Linked DNA regions of Mus musculus: region 1 is linked to region 2. Evidence: chromatin loops called from intact Hi-C (ENCODE). Cell type or tissue: heart. All regions are shown on one strand.

Region 1 (5,000 bases), 120 kb before region 2:
AGGTGGAGGAGAATGACCGCCAGGACCTGGTGTCTGTGCACATCTATATTACTCAGCTGGCTGAGAAGTTCGACCTCAGGACCACCATGCTGGTAGGTCAGGGCAAGCCAGGCATGGCAGGAGGGCCACTCCCAGGGCCAAGGGTTGTTCCTAGCAATGGCCTTCCTCCCCCATTTCATTTGCCAGTACATCTGTGAGCGGCACTTCCAGAAGGTGCTGAACAGGAGTCTGTTCACGGGCCTGCGCTCCATCACCCACTTTGGTCGCCCTCCCTTTGAGCCCTTTTTCAACTCTCTGCAGGAAGTCCACCCCCAAGTAAGTCTACTTCATATCTTAGTTCTCGGCTCCTTTGATCACCCGAGGACTGAGCAAAGCTCTCAATCCTAGTCTATCAAGGAAACAACTGGTTACTGCTGAGAAGTCATCTCTTGGGAGACTGGTATGTTACAGACTGGAGAAACATAGATGGAGGGCCACCCTAAGGTAGGAAGGAAGGAAAGACGGATGAAGGGAACAGAGATCTGCCAACTCTGAAGTCTAAGTTCATCCACCAAAACAGAAGAGCTCAGTAATAGAAATATTCCTTACTATACAGTCAGGGCTATACTCACCATTAATACTAAGCCAGCTCTCCCCGTGGATGTGGAACTAGTTTTCGCCATGAACAGTGAGTGGGCTGGCTGCAGATAACTTATACACCAGGCTGTCCCTCAATTTGAACATTGACTCAGTTGGTCCTTTTACACTGACCTAGCACTTACAAAATTGAGCTAGACTTACAGTGAGCCAGCCCTCACCATACACGGTATAAAATAAACCTTGAGTGTGAACACTGGATGGTCTTTAATAGGACCATAAAGCTAACCTGCACCAGGAACATGAACCTGGCTACTGTTTTGAATACTGATCCAGCTCTACCAGTAAATATGTTCATCTTTGGCTCTTCCTCCTTCAACAGGTCCGAAAGATTGGAGTATTTAGCTGTGGTCCCCCTGGCATGACCAAGAATGTGGAGAAGGCTTGTCAGCTCATCAACAGGCAGGACAGGACTCATTTTTCTCACCATTATGAGAACTTCTAGGCCTCCTGCCCAGCAACTATGCCCACTACTGCCCTGCTGGGACAGCAGGGGCTTTGGCCTGTGCCTTAACCCAGTACTCATTTCTGGCCACCTCAGCCTTGGCCCTTCCCACCTGCCAACTTGGTTGGTCCAAGTAGCCTCGCTCAGGCATCATGTGTAGGCTCAGAGATCTCTAGGGCCAGAATGTGTCTTGAGTTTGTCGAAGGAGCACTGTTTAAGAACTATAGGTTCAGAAGTAGGGGAGCTTTTGGGTTGAGACAAAGTGAGAATTAAGCAAAAACTTGACAGTAGACAACCTGTCAAGTTTTTGAAAGTGAGTCTGAGTGATAGTATGGATGCTGGCGTCTTCAAGTCCTCTTCACTGTGTTCTTCCTCTCTTCAAAATGGTTGGGAGATGTCTTAGAGTAGCCAGGGGCAACTTACAGAAACCCTCAGGACCAGCCTAACTGAACAACTGATCTCTCAAAATGTAAAATGTAGTCAGACCTTTCTGTGCCCACTAACCGCCTGGAGCAGTGCCCCTCAGCCCCATCTCCCTCTTCTAGTGGTCTGTTTTGCAAATAAACGGTGTTTCCCCCTTTGGAGTTTCTTTTTTGCTGCCTTAGGTCAAGGTGGAGCTAAGGAAATCATCCACCCAGTGGGCTTTGCCACGGTGGTCCAGGCATCTCTCCAGTATCTACTGAATAAAAGCAGCGAAGACTGAAAAGCCCTTCCTCACTCTGGTGTTAGGCTGCTGACAGCGGATCACAAGGACAGAGAGGAGTCCTCAGGGAGCTGCAGTCGGCCTGGCTTCCTCCAGGGCATCAGCTATTCTAGCTCTGCCCTGAGACAAGGTCTTCCAGGCAGCATGAGGAGATAGATGTCTCCTAACCCCTCTAGGCCTGTTTTCTCAGGTGCAAAATGGTGGGTCCTCTTCCTATCATTCAAAGGCAGAGCAACCTTCAGAGAGTTTCTGAAAAGGTGCCCAATGCCAAATGATCTATTCGGAATACCTCGTTTCTCAGATCACACATCCTCACTTTGGAGAAATTCCCAACTGATTCTAATCAGCGCTAATGCACCGCGGGCTTGGGTTGAGGCAAGCAAGGGGCCTCAGGTTGTCCTAAGAGGACAACCGTCCCGAGGGCGTCTGGCTCCCACAGAACCTGTCTGTGGAGCAGCGGGAAGGCCCCGGACCCACGGGGGTCGGCTGAGGTGCGTGGCCCCAGACCCGGCCACCAGAGGGAGCTAAGGGAAAGGGACACGGCGCGCCCAGCCAGCCAGCCAGGAGCGGGAGCGCGCCGCCTCAGGGAAGCGCGCCTCCCGCCCGCGTGGCAGCGCCATCCGCGCCGTCAGCCTGGCGCGCTGCCTCTTTGTCTCTCGGCGCCTCCCAGACAAACCGCTCGCTGCTGGCGGGAAGCCGGGCTCGCTCGGGAGCAATGGCAGGAGCGACGCGGCCTGGACGCCCCCTGCCCGGCGTGAGGTGTTTGGTCAAAGGAAGCGAGTGGATGCTCGGAAAGTGCTTTTCGCAGGCGGCCGGCGTCGGCTCCAGCCTCAATTTATAGTCGGGCTCGCTCCCCGCCCCCTCCCGGCAGCCCCTGGGCGGCGCCGGCAGCCGCAGCTCTGCCTGGCCGAGCCTCTGGCCCGGAGCCCGGGCGGCCCGCTGGGGACGGGGAGAAGGGAGGATGCGGAGGGTGGGTGGTGCGGGAGGGAGGTCGCCACTCCCTCCCTAGTGTCTGACTGGGGCGGGGAGACCCCTTCCTCCTCAGGCTCTCCTCGGTGCCCAGCTCCACACAGTCCCTTTATTCCAAGGCCCAGGATTCCCTCCCCTTTATAATAAATTAAGGAATCTTCAGCGCCTGCTAGATCCTAGGACAAGGGGAAGCCAGGTTTCTGACATCATGTCCTTGGTAAGAACCGCTGCCCCCGTGCAGGTGACAAGGACTGGGTCCAGGTCTATCATAGTGCCCTGGTCTCACATCTACAGAGTCCGGATGGCCACAGGGTAGAGCAGGGACATGTGTTCCGCTCCCTTAATGGGCAGCTTGCGGCTGGCATAGTGGTGCACGATTTCAGGGACGCTGCTGAAGGGTGGGCTGTTCTGGCCCAACACATACTTGTGTTCCTTAGTCCGGGACAGCTTCATGTGCATGAAGCCCTGACTGCTCCTAGGAAGAGAAAGAGATCCCGGTGACCAGGGGTTCTCCTCAGTCCCCTACTTCTACCCCGACTCTCCCAGCAAGTGTGATTCCAAAGCCAGCTTCAAGTGGGAGGTGGACAGAGACGGGATGGTGGGGGAGGGGAGGGGAGGGGAGGAGAGGAGAGGGTTGAGTAGGTAGCATGAGGCACTGGCTTTGTGGTGAGGACGCTCATTGTACCAAGAATGTGTGTGTGGTGAGTATACAGGGTGTGTGCTGGTGGAAAGTGGGGTGCCCCGCACCCTCCAATTCTGTGACCCTAGCCCATAGCCTTTGGCTAAGGCCAGTTTAACCCTACCTGGACTTTTGAGACCGATTCATACAGGTCAGGCTAGTCTGTGTCTCCACCTCTTAATTATAGGTGTATGCCAGTGTATGGGGTACTGAGCCCAGAACCCAGGGCTTTGGACAGACTAGCCAGCACCTTAGCAACTGACTACAGCCCGGCCTTATGCTCAGTTTCCCCTTCTTGAGCTATATGGCAGCACCAGTCTGTGGGTCTTACACCAAGTCAGACCCTCTCAGTCCAGCCAGCCAGCCCTTAGGCCTGGAGTGACATCATCTGGAGACTCGGTTAGCATTACCTACCCAGAGTTGGGTAGGACAGACAAAGGAATTATGGTGTGGAGGTGAGATGAGAGGGCATGGGAGCCCCCCAGCCTGGAGTCTGATTGCAACCTCTTTCCATCAGAGAAGAAGCAAGCAGTTCCAGCACAACCGACATCTGCGGCAAAGGCGGCTGACACAGACTTAATACGTCTTTTAAATACAAAGATTTTATGTTGAGCAGGTCTTAAGGCCTGAGTGTGTATGACCTTGTGGAGGGGCTCATTCTTTTTCCTATACTATAGTTTGGTTGAAATTTGTGGGGCGAAACAAGCCCTTTCTACAGCAAAGCTGTCCCGCCTTCCTGTGTTCCCAGGGATTAAACTTTTACCTTAGTGATAGTAGTCCTATCAAGAGCCCACCAGTGATAAGACAGTCAGACCCAACCCAGATCCCGTATATGGCTACAGTAAGAACAAAAGAGAGCAAAGAGGTGAGGCTGCTCCCTCTCCCTTTAGGTACGGTGCTCACATGTGACTCTATCTTATTTTCTTCTGAGCCGTCTTTGTCTCTTAATCCTCATGCTTAACTATATACTAAAATAACTTTAATAAAAAAACCCCAAAGTCGGGCGTGGTGGCGCACTCCTTTAATTCCAGCACTCCAGAGGCAGAAGCAGGCGGATTTCTGAGTTTAAGGCCAGCCTGGTCTACAGAGTGAGTTCCAGCACAGCCAGGGCTATACTGAGAAACCCTGTCTCGAAAAACAAAAACAAAAACAAAAACAAAAACAACAACAACAACAAAAAAAACCAAAAACCAAAACCAAAACAAAACCCTCCAAGTTTGCTTCATAAATTGGCTGGTCCTGAAACTCTTTCAGGCCATCAATCCTGGTTTGGCCTGAGCTGAGATCCCTAAAACCCTGGAGGGAACTCAGGCTGTTGAGGGCAACAGTGAGACACTGGACAGCTTTAACCTGTACCTCAAAACTCTGAGAACACCTTCCACTGCCTCTCCCATCCCCTGAACCCAGGAAGTCAGCATTAGCTAGCCCCTACCCTCCAGTCAGAGACCCAATGTGCAAAGCTCTAGCCTGCTCTCAAATGCTCCCCACTTTAGAAAGTATGGGGGTGAGGCACCCAGCAATTGTCCAGACTGCCACTGGCCTGGTTTGCCAAGCCCTGGGTCTGTAAC
Region 2 (5,000 bases):
AGGTTCAGTCCATTATCATCAAGGAGGGAGCATGGCAGCATCCAGGCAGGCATGGCACAGGAGGAGCTGAGAGTTCTACTTCTTCATCTGAAGGTTGCTAGGAGAAGACTGGCTTCTAGTCAGCTAGGAGGAGGGTTTTAAATCCTATGCCCACAGTGACACACTTTCTCCAAAAAGGCCACACCTTCTCCAACAGGGCCACACCTCCAAATAGTGACACTCCCTGGGCCAAGCACATTCAAACCACTATAGCTAAATATAGATTTTTAAGTCTCAGCCAGTCTCAGAGATGTAGAAGCAACAAGGTACATATTATCTGCCTTGTTGATCTTGTTAATTTCTTTCTTCCTGTCTATAGTCAAGATCTTCAGGAGTCTCTCCCTGTCATATCAGATTTTTATCAATTTGGATCAAATCCACAGGTTTTTTTTTTTCTGTAGAAACATATATAAAGCCTTTCCCCTAGCTAATAATTTCCTTCCCTGTATTCAGATATAATGACATTCTTAGTATATACAGGCCGATTAAGCTCAGCAGGCTTTTCCATAGTACAATGTTTCTTAGCAGCTGTTGTTTTTTGTTCATTAGCATCAAGACATTTAAAGTCAATAATGCACTGTGTAATCTATCTGTATGTACTCTGGGAATCTTTGTTACCCATTTCTGTTTGTTAAGAATCTCTTTTAAAGTACAATTGGATCTCTCTATAACTGCTTGTCCTGTAAAAAACTGAGGTACACCCATAGTTAGCTTTATATTATAATATGCAAAAGTTGTTCCATTTTTCCAGAGACATATGCTATCGCATTGTCAGTCATGATTTGTATAGATATCTCCATAATTGCTATAGATGTTAATAAATTATAATGGCAGAATCAGTCTTTTCAGAACACAAAGCAGTTGCTCATTAAAATACTGAATATGTGTCTATAGTATGATAAACATATTACAGTTTACCAAACTCTATAAAATGAAACACATCCAATTGCCAATTTTCATTTCTTTTTTTATTAGATATTTTCTTCATTTACATTTCAAATGCTATCCCGAAAGTCCCCTCTACCATCCCCCCCTCCTGCTCCCCAACCCATCCACTAATGCTTCTTGGCCCTGGCATTCCCCTGTACTGGGGCATATGATCTTCGCAGGACCAAGGGCCTCTCCTCTCATTGATAGCCAACTAGGCCATCCTCTGCTACATATGCAACTAGAGACACAGTTCTGGGGGGTACTGGTTATTTCATATTGTTGTTCCTCCTTGGGTACTTTCTCTAGTTGATTACACTGGTGATCTCTTCAAATTTAAGCTTTGTATCTCAGATCTAGGAAAGCCACCGCGGTGAAAGCTGTAGTGCAAACAGGACAGCATCTGCTGCCACCGATCCTGCAGTCTCTTGTTCTTACTTTGAAGCACTCGCAAGGCCAACAAAACAGTAAGGCAGCAGCACAAGATCAGTCCGCCAGCGATCACAGCTGCGCCAAACCACAGTTCTTTGAAGGAAGTCAGCTCCTGCATCCTAGTGATGAGTTTTCTGCTGCTGTCATGCTGATACTGGTTTCCTTGTCCTGAGGCTTCGCTCTTGGGAGGAGAGAGGACTTCATGCAGTCCTCGGGAATTGCACATGTTTTCGTGACAGCATTCCAAAGTGGGCATGGCAGGGCCAGAGTGGTTTAGGGCCTGCTTGTCTTCGCAGATGTCTGTGCTGTGCTTGCATGTAAGTCCAGACAGCTGTGGATGAGTGGGGAATTGGTGTCCTGAGGATCGAGATGTCTGGAGAAGCAAGCACTAAGCTCAGACTTACACATATAACCTGTTGCCACACAGCGAGCATCATCATAGTAGCATCTGATCTCTCCTGTGGTGAGCAGCACAGCCTTGGTGCAGAGCTCCAGCTGCAGCCAGATGAAGAAGGATCTGGAGTGATGTCCATTGATGTCTCGCGCTCCCTTCGATCCTGGAGCCAGGCGCGGCTTCACTATGACCTCCGGGCGCGCCGCACTTGAGCCCGGGCGCTGTCATTGTCGGGGCGAGGGCCTGAGCATTGAGCGGAACTAAGACTACCGAGGACCCATTCCGGGTCCCTCGCGCGCGCTCCCCGGCCGTCGTCCTCTTGCTCTGCCAGCCAGTGCAAAAGACAGGAACAGGAGAGGGGAATTGGAGCCGAGAGGGGTAAATAGCGCCAGGGCCCGGCTCTATGCCCCACCTCCACTCTCCGATTGGCCGACGCCTCTAGCCCTGGGGCCCAGCAGCAGGGGGCGGGGCCAGACGCGGGCTGAGACCGACCCGCTGACCCGCTCCCGCTGGCTCCTACCTGGGTTGGGCACTGTCGACTCCCCCTAGCGGACGCCTGCGCGAGCAGCCGCAGATGCGCCGCAGAGCCCAGCCCAGAGTTGTGTGACCCTCACTGCTCAGTCTCTGGTCAGCGGCCTCCAGCACGTGGCTTCGCTTTTGTCCCACCTGAAACCCCACCACCACCACCACCACCACGACGGACCAATGGGCTTGGGGTCTGCCCGCGCGCGTGGCCGATGAGAAGTAGGGTGCACATAGCCAAGAAGGGGCTGCTGGCTCTCTGCTGGCTCCCTAGGGCTCATCCAACCTGAGCCAGCTGCCTTGCGACCAGTATCCTCAACATTTTTTTTAATTAGGTATTTTCCTCGTTTACATTTTCAATGCAATCTCAAAAGTCCCCCCTCAACATTTTTTATGTTTAGATTTTATCACATTGAACTCCTCTTCTCTCTCTCTCTCTCTCTCTCTCTCTCTCTCTCTCTCTCTCTCTCTCTCTCTCTCTCTCTCTCTCTCTCTCTCTCTCTCTCTCTCTCTGTGTGTGTGTGTGTGTGTGTGTGTACATGCAGCACAGAGCACATTTTAAGGACAGAGAACAACCTGAAAGACTTCCATGTGCTTCCTACTGTTTGAACTCAGGTCATCTGTATGCTGGCAAATGCCTTTTCCACTGAAACATTTTCCCGCCCACCTGTATTTATCACGTAAAGAAATGTCTTTATTTTAAAATTTATATTTATATGTTGGCTTAAAAATTTAAAAGCCTAATTTAATAATGGTTTTTAAATGTTTTAACCTCCTCTGTAGCCCACCTCCATCTTAGGTAGTAGAGAAGAAATGTTATTAGTATATAGGGGAAGTGTACCTGTTTAGAAATCGTTCTTTGGAGCAAATCTAATGTGCTTTGTCAGGAAATCAGCAGTTTAGTTTGCAGGAATCAGAAGTGGCAGCTTGATCCACTTGCAAAATCCTTTACAAATATACTGGTAGTCTAGTTCAGTGGTGCTGGGTTAGTAAACGCAAATCGGCAGCAGTGACACAGCCTACTATAAACAGGACTCCACTGAATAGGCACGAGTCAGGAGAAGCAATTAGGACCGGCAGGGACAACAGGAAAAGTTCTTAGCACTCAACAAAGTGAAGATCAGCAAAGACAAAGACCCAAGACCAAGAAGTGTTGCAAAGCTAGCTATGCGAGCCCACCATCACTGTCTATTGAATCCTATATATACTCTCTCAAAATATCAAGTGTCTTCCCATGGGTCGTGCTTCACCACACGAGTCTGTCTTAGTAAAACCCTAAGTGAGTCTGTATCAGCTGACATCACTCTACCAATCAGTCCAAGTCCTCAGAAGTGGCAAGAAGCCTCCAGAACCTCATGAGAAGTTCTTTGGCAAGTTTTTTCCTATGCATTACCACAAATGGAACTCAGCGACACAACGTAAGGCAAACGAATACAAGTGTGTCCTTAGTGAAAAATCTTTTATCACTTGTCTTTTCATGTATTTGCTTTAGCAAAACATCCTTTCACCTGTGTCTGCCTTAGCAAAAACATTCATGTGTCTGCCTTAGCAAAACATCCTTTCACCTGTGTCTACTTCAGAAAAACATCCTTGGACATAACTGACTTTACAAAACCCCAAAAGTTTCCACTCCCTATGTGGGTATGTCTGTGTGAGTATGCCCATGTGTGGTGAGGGGGAGGATTTCAGATCCACTGGAGCTGGGGTTACAGGTGAGTGTAAGCACATTGATGTGGATGCTAAGGACTGGATTCTGATCTTCAAGAGCAGAAAGTACTCTTAGTCACTGAGCCATCTCTCTAGACCCCTGTTTTACATTTAGTATATCAGACATTAAGTGTTGTAAATGTATTGTATCATATTCAGGGTATGTGACACCAAGACACTAAATGTTCCCTAAGCAACTTTGCCACATATTATGGAAGAAAAGAAATAATGTGCTTATGGTTTTATGTGAGACAGTTATATCATGCTAGGCAGAATTATGACTTTGCTATTGTTCTCATTTGGGAATTAAGCATGACATAAAGACAGGTGAGTGGGTATCAATTTGACAAGGGGCAGGTTTCTAACGGTTAATATTGGGTGTCAACTTGATTGGATATGGAATCAACATTTTTTTTTAAAGGCAAGAAGCTAGGCACACCTGTGAGGAATTTTCTTGTCTGGATTATTTGAAGAGGGAAGACACATTTTTAATGTTGACATCCCCTTCTAGTGGCATCCCAGATATAAGGAAGCAGGAAGAAGGGCGCTGGGAAGACTGTTCAGTGGTCAAGAGTACTGCCTGTCTTCCAAATGACCTAAGTTCTGTTCCCAGATCCCACATCACTGCTCACAACCATTTATAATTCCAGTTCCAGAGGGATCTGACACCGGTGGCTTTTGTGGGAACCAGACACATACACATCTTTTAGTGAGGCTTTTTTTTTTTTTTTTTTTTTTTTTGGTTTTTTGAGACAGGGTTTCTCTGTGTAGCCCTGGCTGTCCTGGAACTCACTTTGTAGACCAGGCTGGCCTCGAACTCAGAAATCCGCCTGCCTCTGCCTCCCGAGTGCTGGGATTAAAGGCGTGCGCCACCACGCCCAGCCCTTTAGTGAGTTTTATTTCCAAGTAGTGGTTACTATGTTTTCCAGTTTGATGGGGAGAAGGTTTGTGTAATCTAAGTCCAATGGGCAGTCCTTGG

Evidence for each region. Hi-C counts contacts between places; a loop is a spot of excess contacts. Peaks named below come from ENCODE experiments on the same cell type or tissue, not always from the same donor. Only the 100,000 strongest peaks of a DNase experiment are listed, where the experiment ranks them.
Region 1: it touches region 2 in a loop (8-fold over the local background); 5 of 42 quality-filtered maps call a loop at or near these places.

The regions. Positions count from the first base shown.
Region 1 is chr2:122,346,312-122,351,311 of GRCm38, forward strand. Duox1 (dual oxidase 1) reads left to right here. Exons shown (of 33, transcript NM_001099297.1): 31 at 1-92; 32 at 187-315; 33 at 959-1,661. The coding sequence ends at 1,081. It overlaps Shf (Src homology 2 domain containing F), which reads right to left. Exons shown (of 7, transcript NM_001374011.1): 7 at 2,581-3,228. The coding sequence ends at 3,042. Among named protein-coding and RNA genes, the nearest start is that of Shf, 20 kb to the right of the region's middle. In heart, CTCF peaks have their summits at 2,308 (motif pointing right) and 2,512; DNase peaks (open chromatin) are centred at 2,380 and 2,650; H3K4me3 peaks cover 2,087 bases; H3K27ac peaks cover 2,452 bases.
Region 2 is chr2:122,465,596-122,470,595 of GRCm38, forward strand. It overlaps the pseudogene Bambi-ps1. Among named protein-coding and RNA genes, the nearest start is that of Slc28a2b, 17 kb to the right of the region's middle. In heart, CTCF peaks have their summits at 2,338 (motif pointing left) and 2,537; a DNase peak (open chromatin) is centred at 2,246; H3K4me3 peaks cover 1,347 bases; H3K27ac peaks cover 1,038 bases.